2 separate regions of the Homo sapiens genome follow, and region 2 is linked to region 1. The links are chromatin loops, found by intact Hi-C in ENCODE. Cell type or tissue: right lobe of liver. All regions are shown on one strand. Each heading gives the region's core, and the rest is flanking DNA. Links, peaks and the distances in the headings are about the cores only.

Region 1 (4,384 bases), core at 91-4,090:
ATTAGTCCGTTCTCATGCTGTTCATAAAGACATACCCAAGACTGGGTAATTTATAAAGGAAAGAAGTTTAATTGACTCGCAGTTCCACATGGCTGGGGATGCCTCAAAATCATGGCAGAAGGGGAATAAGGAGCAAAGTCATGTCTTACATGGTGGCAGACAAGAGAGCTTGTGCAGAGTAACTCCCATTTATAAAACCATCAGATCTTGTGAGACTTATTCACTACCACGAGAACAATACTGGGGAAACTGCCCCCATGATTCAATTATCTCCACCTGGCCTCACCCTCCACATGTGGGAATTATTATAATTCAAGGTGAGATTTGGGTGGGGACGCAGCCAAACCATATCAGAGGCCAAGGCTGGAGAATCACTTGAGCCCAGGAGTTCGAGACCAGCCTCGACAACATAGGGAGACTCTGTGTCTATGTTTTTTTTTTTTTTAATAAAGAGGGACAGGAATGAAGGCCTTGTTGGTCAACTACCCCTTGTTCTTCATCCTTGCTCATGGTCTTGTCAAAGAGTTGGACCATTATGGGACTGTCCCTCTTTAGTGGGGTGGACGGGTTAGGACATTGGGGCCATCTTAGAGGTCCCTAAAACCAGGAATTGGGGAGCCAGCAGCAGCCAGCATCCAAGGCTGGCTCTGAGGAGCACCGTCCAGTGCATCTGTGGTTTTCCACACTGGCAGGGGGAACTCAGGACACTTGTGCCCTGGCCCTAAGAATTATCCTTCCATTGGCACCAACAGGTAGGGCCAAGAAGACTATCCTGTGTTTTTGTTTGTTTGTTTGTTTTTTTTGAGATGGAGTCTCGCTCCGTAGCCCAGGTTGGAGTGCAATGATGTGATCTCGGTTCATTGCAACCTCCGCCTCCCAGGTTCAAGCCATTCTCCTGCCTCAGCTTCCTGAGTAGCTGGGATTACAGGTGCCAGCCACCATGCCCAGCTAATTTTTAGTAGAGACGGGGTTTCACCATGTTGGTCAGGCTGGTCTCAAACTCCTGACCTCAGGTGATCCACCTGCCTCAGCATCCCAAAGTGCTGGGATTACAGGCATGAGCTACCACTCCCAGCCGGCTATCCTGTATTTTCTCATTGATCAAGTCACCCCAGTAAATGGTTTGCATAGCTGAGGCATTCAGAGTGCTTCGCTGTACAGGGCAATCACTGTTCATACGGATGTGGGGAAATCGGAACCCTTGCACACTGTTGGTTAGGAATGAGAAATGGTATAGCCACTGTAAATCTCACTTCTGGGCATTTATCCAGAAGACTTCAAATAAGATCTCAGAGATATATTAGCACTTCTATGTTTATTCATAATAGTCAAGATGTGGAGACAGACTAAATGTCCACCAACAGATGAATGAAGAAAATGCTTTGTATACATACAATGGAATCTTATCCAGCCTTAAAATAGAAGGAAATTCTTCAACATGTGACAACATGGATGAACTTTGAGGAAATTATGCTAAGTGAACTAAGCCAGTCACAGAAAGACAAACACTGCATGATTTCAGTGACATGAAGTTTCTAAAATAGTCAAATTTGACTGGGCATGTGGCTCACAACTGTAATCCCAACACTTTGGGAGGCTGAGGCAGGAGGATTGCTTGAGGCAGGGGGTTCGAAACCAGCCTGGGCAAGATAGTGAGGAGACACCCATCTCAACAAAAAAATTAAAAAATTAGTCAGGTGTGGTAGTGGGTGCCTGTAGTCCTAGTTATTTGGGAGGCTGAGGCGGAAGAATCCCTTGAGACCAGGAATTCGAGGTTACAGAGAGCTATGATTGTGCCATGGCACTCCAGCCTGGATAACACAGCAAGATCCTGAATCTAAAAAAAAATTTTTTTAAAAATTCAAATTCATAGAATCAAACTGTGGAAGGGTGGTTGATAGGAGCTGGGGAAAGGAGGAAAGAGGGGTTACTAATCAATGAGCATAGAGTTTTTTTTGTTTTTGAGATGGAGTCTGGCTCTGTCGCCCAGGCTGGAGTGCAGTGGCACGATCTCGGCTCACTGCAAGCTCTGCCTCCCAGGTTCACGCCATTCTCCTGCCTCAGCCTCCCGAGTAGCTGGGACTACAGGCGCCCGCCACCACGCCCAGCTAATTTTTTGTATTTTTAGTAGAGATGGGGTTTCATCATGTTAGCCAGGATGGTCTCGATCTCCTGACCTTGTGATCCGCCCACCTCGGCCTCCCAAAATGCTGGGATTACAGGCGTGAGCCACTGCGCCCGGCCTAGTTTTTTTTTTTTTTTTGAGACGGAGTCTCATTCTGTTACCTAGGCTGGAGTGCAGTGGCACAATCTTGGCTCACTGTAACCTCTGCCTCCCGGGTTCAAGCAATTCTCCTGCCTCAGCTTCCTGGGTAGCTGGGACTACAGGCGTGTGCCACCATGCCTGGCTAATTTTTGTATTTTTAGTAGAGATGGGGGTTTCACCATGTTGGTCAGCCTCGTCTCAAACTCCTGATCTCAGTTGATCCGCCCTTTTTAGCCTCCCAAAGTGCTGGGATTATGGGCGTGATCTACTGCGCCTGGCCAATGAGCATAAAGTTTTAGTTAAATAAGATGAATAGGCTGTAGAGATCTGCTGTAGAACCTAGTGCCTATGGTCAACAATAGTGCACTGTACATTTAAAAGCTTGTTTAGAGGATAGATTTCATGTTAAGTGTTCTTACAATTTTAAAAAGAAAGAAGCCGGGCGTAGTGGCTCATGCTTGTAATCCCAGAACTTTGGGAGGTCGAGGTGGGAGGATCGCCTGAGCTCAGGAATTTGAGACCAGCATGGGCAACATGGTGACACCTCATGTCTGCAAAAATACAAACATTAGGTCAGGGGCAGTGGCTCACGCCTGTAATTCCAGCACTTTGGGAGGCCAAGACAGGTGGATCACGAGGTCAGGAATTCAATATCAGCCTGGCCAAGATGGTGAAACCCCGTCTCTATTAAAAATACAAAAATTAGGCCAGGCGCGGTTGCTCACGCCTGTAATCCCAGCACTTTGGGGGGCCAAGGAGGGCAGATCACCTGAAGTCAGGAGTTCGAGACCAGCCTGGCCAACATGGTGAAACCCCGTCTCTACTAAAAATACAAAAATTAGCTGGGTGTGGTAGCGGGCGCCTGTAATCCCAGCTACTCGGGAGGCTGAGGCGGGAGAATCGCTTGAACCCGGGAGGCAGAGGTTGCAGTGAGCCATTGAACTCCAGCCTGAGCGACAAGACCAAAACTCCATCTCAAAAAAATAAATAAATTAATTAAATTAAATAAAATTCCACACTCTCTCCCCTCAACACACACATTCAAAGCTCAAGGTTTTGGCTTAGACCTGGATATAATCCTTAAGTTTGAAATTCCTTTGGGATTTTACAAGGGATGATTTAATTTACAATCTACATAGAAAGTTCCTTTAACATTACAGCCTATATGACCGATCTTAGTTTTTTGAAGGAGTTTGGGTCTGCTCTCTGGAGAATGTTGAAGGCTACTTTTAGAACCAGGATTTGTTTTTTTTTAGTTCTGAGATATCCTGAAAAGTAGAATCCAGAATTTGTCACAAAGTTGGGTCTAGGGAGGTTAATGTTTTACCTCCTTAAAAACCTTCCTTTGGGAACACAATTCACAGTTCCTCTGTTTTTGTTGTCAGTGGCCCTCCTTTTAACGGGACCTGCCCAAGGAGCCACTGAAGCACTAGGAGAAGGCTGCCCCACTGGGGGACGCTGGCCCTTGAAGGCTGGGACCAACAACCTTAGAAGTTCTAGGGCTGGCTGGAGACACCACACAGGGGACTAAGTGAATCTGAGTTAGAGAATGGAAGAGGTAAGGTGTAAAAATCAGGAGTTCTGGGTTTGAAATGGGCTCCAAAGTTCTCAGGTTGTGACCTCATTTTCTTTTCTTTTTTTTTGAGACGGAGTTTCACTCTTGTTGCCCAGGCTAATGGCACAATCGCAGCTCACTGCAACCTCCACCTCCCAGGTTCGAGTGATTCTCCTGCCTCAGCCTCCCGAGTAGCTGGGATTACAGGCCCGCGCCACCACGCCCAGCTAATTTTTGTATTTTTAGTAGTGATGGGGTTTCACTATGTTGGTCAGGCTGGTCTCGAACTCCCAACCTCAGGTGATCCACCCACCTCAGCCTCCCAAAGTGCTGTAATAGGTGTGAACCACTGCGCCCAGCCTGTAACCTCATTTTCTACTTCCAAATCTACTTTTCTTTTTATAGCCCCATCCTCTCAATCCAGATACTTGGGAGTTAGCAGGGCCTTTCCCGGATCATCACATTCAAGCAGACACCATGTCCTGTAATTCTATCTTCTTGATATGCTCAAGCTAGAACCACTACTAGCCCTCAACACTCCTGACCCCTGCCCCAGGCATAAG
Region 2 (4,346 bases), core at 347-4,346, 150 kb before region 1:
TAAGGTGAACATGGGATGAAGGGAGGGTTGGGAGTGGGGTACGGGAGGTGCAGGGGTGTGTGTGTGTTTAGGATGAATGGACTTAAGCAGGTTCATGTGATGAGGGGGGAAGACAAACATGAGTAAGGAGAGGAAAATGAAAATCAAGGTGCTCAGGATTGGGGTGTGTGTGTGTGGTGGGGCTGGCACTGAGGGTGATGCAAAGCCTGGGAGTGAGGTTGGCCTTGAAGGGGGAAGGTCCATCTATGCTACAGGGAGGGGAAGGAGCAGACAAAGGCCATGAAGGGGTTCCTCCCAGATGGCCTCACTTCCCTCTGGAAGTGGGAGGCAAGGTCCTATGCTAAGAGCCATATGGTGGCTGGAGTGGTGGAGGGGGACTGTGGGGAGAGCAGGAAGGGTACTCACTGCTCAGCCAGAAGTCCTGGATGTGCCCTGGCAGAGCAGAGCACCCAGCAGCCCTGAGGGAAGGGCTGGGCATGGGGCATGCAGATGGGTGAGCCAGGCCAGGGTTTGCAGGGTGGGTGGAGCATCCTGGGCCACCAGGTGAGGCTCAGAGAATGGTGAGCCACCTGTTTGGCTGGATCATACATGGGCTAGAAACCCCTTGAGTACTGGGCTGTGAGACCTTTTCCTGGAAGGCAATAGGGAACCGTGGAAGGCTGAGAAGGAATGGGATATAATCGAAGCTATATTTAAAAATTTGTATTCAGTGGCCTGGCGCAGTGGCTCACACTTGTAATCCCAACACTTTGGGAGCCAAGGCAGGTGAATTGCTTGAGATCAGGAGTTCCAGACCCGCCTGGCCAAAATGGCAAAACCCCGTCTCTACCAAAAACACAAAAATGAGCCAGGCGTGGTGGCGCATGTCTGTAATCCCCACTACTCGGGAGGCTGAGGCAAAAGAATCGCTTAAACCTGGGAGGCAGAGGTTACAGTGAGCCGAGCTCATACCACTACATTTCAGCCTGGGCAACAGAGCAAGAGTTGGTCTAGAAAAAAAATATTTGTATTATGTGTGTATAGTGTATAATTAGAGTGATTAGAGAGGTCAGACTGAAGGCTGAAGTTCCAGATACCTATCTGGAACTGCTGACATGTCTAAAGGGAGTATCTTAGTCCATTTTGTGTTGCTGTAACAGAATACCTGAGACTGGGTAGTTTACAAACAAAAAAGTTTATTTGGCTCACAGTTTGGGAGGCTGGGAAGTCCAAGAGCATGGTGCTGGAATCTGGTGAGGACCTTCTTGCTGCATCCTCACATGGCAGCAGGAACTCACATGCAGGGTGGGATTAGGGGGCCAAACTCATCTTTTATCTAGAACCCACTCCCTCAATAACTAACCCACTCTTGAGATAATGGCATTAATCCATTCCTGAGGGCACTGCCTCATGCCCAAAGGTCCCACCTCTCAACACTGTTGTAGTAGGGATTAAGTTTCCAACACATGGACTTTGTGGGAAATGTTCAACCCATAGTTGAGAAGATGTGAAGTGTCCAATGTCATGGAGCAGCTTCTTGCTCCAGAGGTCAGACCCAGGAGCTCAAGGTGGGGCTGGCCCGAACTGGTCCACTGGGCATGGGCTGCCTCATGGAGCAGTGAGCCATGGGCAGAGGGGGCCCTGCTGGGGGTGCTCAAGAGGGGAGCACGGCTTCAGATGAAAGCCAGCATTGATGTTGTTACTCCATTCCATGTGAGATGTCCTTGGATCTTCCTAACAGTCAATGAGGTCAGGATCATCTTGCCCTTTTAGAGATGAAGGACTGAGGCTCAGAGAAGCCAAGTAATTCACCTAAGGCCACGTAGCTAGCAAGAAGCGGAGCCAGGACTCAACCTAAGTCTGAGCTCCTGCCACTTCTCTAGGGACCTCTGGTCCACCTGACTGCACTGGAGGGTGATGGGTGGTTCTGGGGCAGGCCTTGCTGGGGGTGGATTTAAGGCTCAATGACTCCAATGGCCCAGGGGGACCATGATCCAGGCACTTCCCCAGGAACATGGCGCCAGGCTCAGCCTCTCTGGGAGGACATTTGTTCCCAGACTGAGGTGGGACCCCCTTGGTCCATGCGGTCACCGCCAGAGGGCGCAGCTGTTGTCCAGGTGAGGGCAAGGGGAGGCCCCCCACCCCCAATCCCAGTTTCCGGAGAAACCAAGCAGGCTCCCCCTCATGGAGTCTGGGAGCTCCTGTCACCTCTCATCTCAACCCGAGGTCTTGCTGACCCTTCCCCAGGGATGTCAGATTTGCTCAGGGAATCAGATTTCCCCCACGTGGGTGTCTGAAGCCTGGAGTCTCCTTGCTGACCCCGCGCCTGGTCTGCTGCATCCTCCCCCAAGGGCCACTCCCAGATGTGCCTGTCTTGCCTCCCTCTGCCGCCTCCTTGCACGGCCACCGTGCCGGGGTGGTGCCAAGCGCCAGATTGCCACCTCTGTCACCTCTTTCAGCTTCTTCACAACCCTGGGTGGGGGGTGAGGTGGGGTGGGGGAAGGAGTGCCGGCTAGGCCAGGGGGTTCACTGACAGGGCCCAGAAAAGGGGAGGGCAGCACCCTGGGCCACACAGCCTGCCCAGGGCCCCAGTGGGCGGCAGGGGAGGGAGGAACCGAATTCCTGTCTGGGCAGGACTGAGAGGGTGGGGGCCCCAGAGGGAGCTGCCATGGTCCTTCCACTCTAGCCCACCTCCTCCATTTCCCCAGGGTCACCTCCCGCCAGGCCCCCAGTCGATGGAAGCACCTCCCCCCAGCCCCCTAATTGCTCAGCCAGGTTTTGGCTCGGATCCCACCACACTCCCTCCCCAACCCCGGGGCCCTCCCGCTGCCTCTCTCCCTCCCCAAGTTTAGCCCCTTGGCTGTGGCCACTGATGGCCTGGCCAGGGTCCCAGGCAACACACCACAGCGGCCAGGCTCGCTGGGCCGGAGCTCGGGACAGTCCCAGTCTGTCTGGCAGGGCTGGCGGGCTTGGGATTGGCTGGAGCTGCCCCCGCCTGCGGGAGGAGGGAGCGGCAAGGGGAGGCCGGATGGCTTGCCCAAGGTCACCCTCCTTTTCCCTCCCAGCATCCCTGTTCAACCTTTGTCCCCTCGGCCTCACCTTGAGGAAGGAGGAAGCAAGAAACCCAGCAGGCAGAGCGCAGAGAAGCCCGGTGAAGGCAAAGGGCTTCCGACACTTATTCATTCAGCAAACACTGAGTGCCTACTGTATGCCAGGCCCCGAAAGCACAGCAGCAAACAGAGCCCCTGCCCTCATGGGGACACAGCCCAGCCAGAGACAGGCAAGGAAACCACCACAGGCATCATATAGACTTGTGTCTCTGAGCTGTGTGTGTGGCAAGGGCGCTGAGTGGGACTCGGCCTGGCTAGGGCCGGCTTCCCTGGGGACTGGAGGGGTGAGGAGCCTTTTCTGGCCCAGGCAAGGGATGCAGCTTCTGGCGGAGGCCTGTGTAGGGGCTGTGCAAGACCTCAGTTTCCTCATCTGGCACACCGTAGGAAATAAATGTGCCCTGATCACACTTGCTTCCAGGCGGCCTGCGTCCTGGCCTGCAGCCCTCGAAAAGAAGGCGCTGTCGCTTCCAGTGGAAGGGTGAGCCCGAGCTCATCGGCGAAAATGGCGGGGAGGGCATTCCCGGGAGCCCTCCGGCTCGCGCCAAGCTCGGAGGTAGCTCGGGTAGGTGAGGGCCCCGGGTTCTCGGCCGCGCTGCCCAGCTTCCTTGGCCCCTTCCGCTGCCTCAGGCTGCAGGAGAGGAGGGGCTGGTCCCCGGGCTGCCTCTCCTTCCCTCCCCTCCCACACCCCCATGTTCCTGGCCACGTGGCACCTCTGTGCCCCAGGCCTGGGGGAGGACGATTTCTGACCTGGGGACAAGTGGAGCCAGGGAAAGGTGGGTGGGATCTGGGATAACCGCGGAGCCCGGATCCGGTGGCGCAGCCCCGCCCCGCAGCCCCGGGGCGGCAGGGAGGGGGTGCTGTCTCTTTAAGAGCCTTCATGCTGCTGGGAGCAGATGGCCAGGCCGGCCGGGGCCCCTTGTCCTTTGTGTGGCTTCGCACAAAAGAGGGGGCCAGCTGGGGAGGGGGCGGCTGTAGCAGGTGGGAGGGGTGGGGCCTTGCCCCTCCCCCTTCTAACCCTGCACCCTTGCCCCTCCATGAGGGGGTTCTTCACTAGGAATGCGCCTTCCCTCTGGACCCCGTGGCCCCCACAGTCGCCCCCAAACTCCTAGGACACACTTCCTGTGTCGTGGCCCACCTCCTAGGCAGAAGCCTCATTGCATCAGGGCCTAGGGACTCTCCCAACCCCCGCCCCAAGGAATAAACCTCCCCTCCCTGTCCCCACCTCCAGAGCAGAGTCTTCCTTTGGCCCAGAGTGCC

Evidence for each region. A loop is a pair of places that touch in the nucleus more often than their neighbours do. Peaks named below come from ENCODE experiments on the same cell type or tissue, not always from the same donor. Only the 100,000 strongest peaks of a DNase experiment are listed, where the experiment ranks them.
Region 2: it touches region 1 in a loop (2.0-fold over the local background); 11 of 110 quality-filtered maps call a loop at or near these places.

Annotation. Positions count from the first base shown.
Region 1 is chr11:63,772,296-63,776,679 of GRCh38, reverse strand. No RefSeq gene overlaps it. Among named protein-coding and RNA genes, the nearest start is that of ZFTA, 5.7 kb to the right of the region's middle. In right lobe of liver, for the core only: no CTCF peak of the experiment used is centred there; no DNase peak of the experiment used is centred there.
Region 2 is chr11:63,919,017-63,923,362 of GRCh38, reverse strand. It overlaps a transcript of RCOR2 not described here. Among named protein-coding and RNA genes, the nearest start is that of RCOR2, 4.0 kb to the right of the region's middle. RefSeq lists enhancers at 1,824-2,484, 2,485-3,147. In right lobe of liver, for the core only: a CTCF peak has its summit at 2,065 (motif pointing right); no DNase peak of the experiment used is centred there; H3K4me3 peaks cover 552 bases; H3K27ac peaks cover 1,729 bases.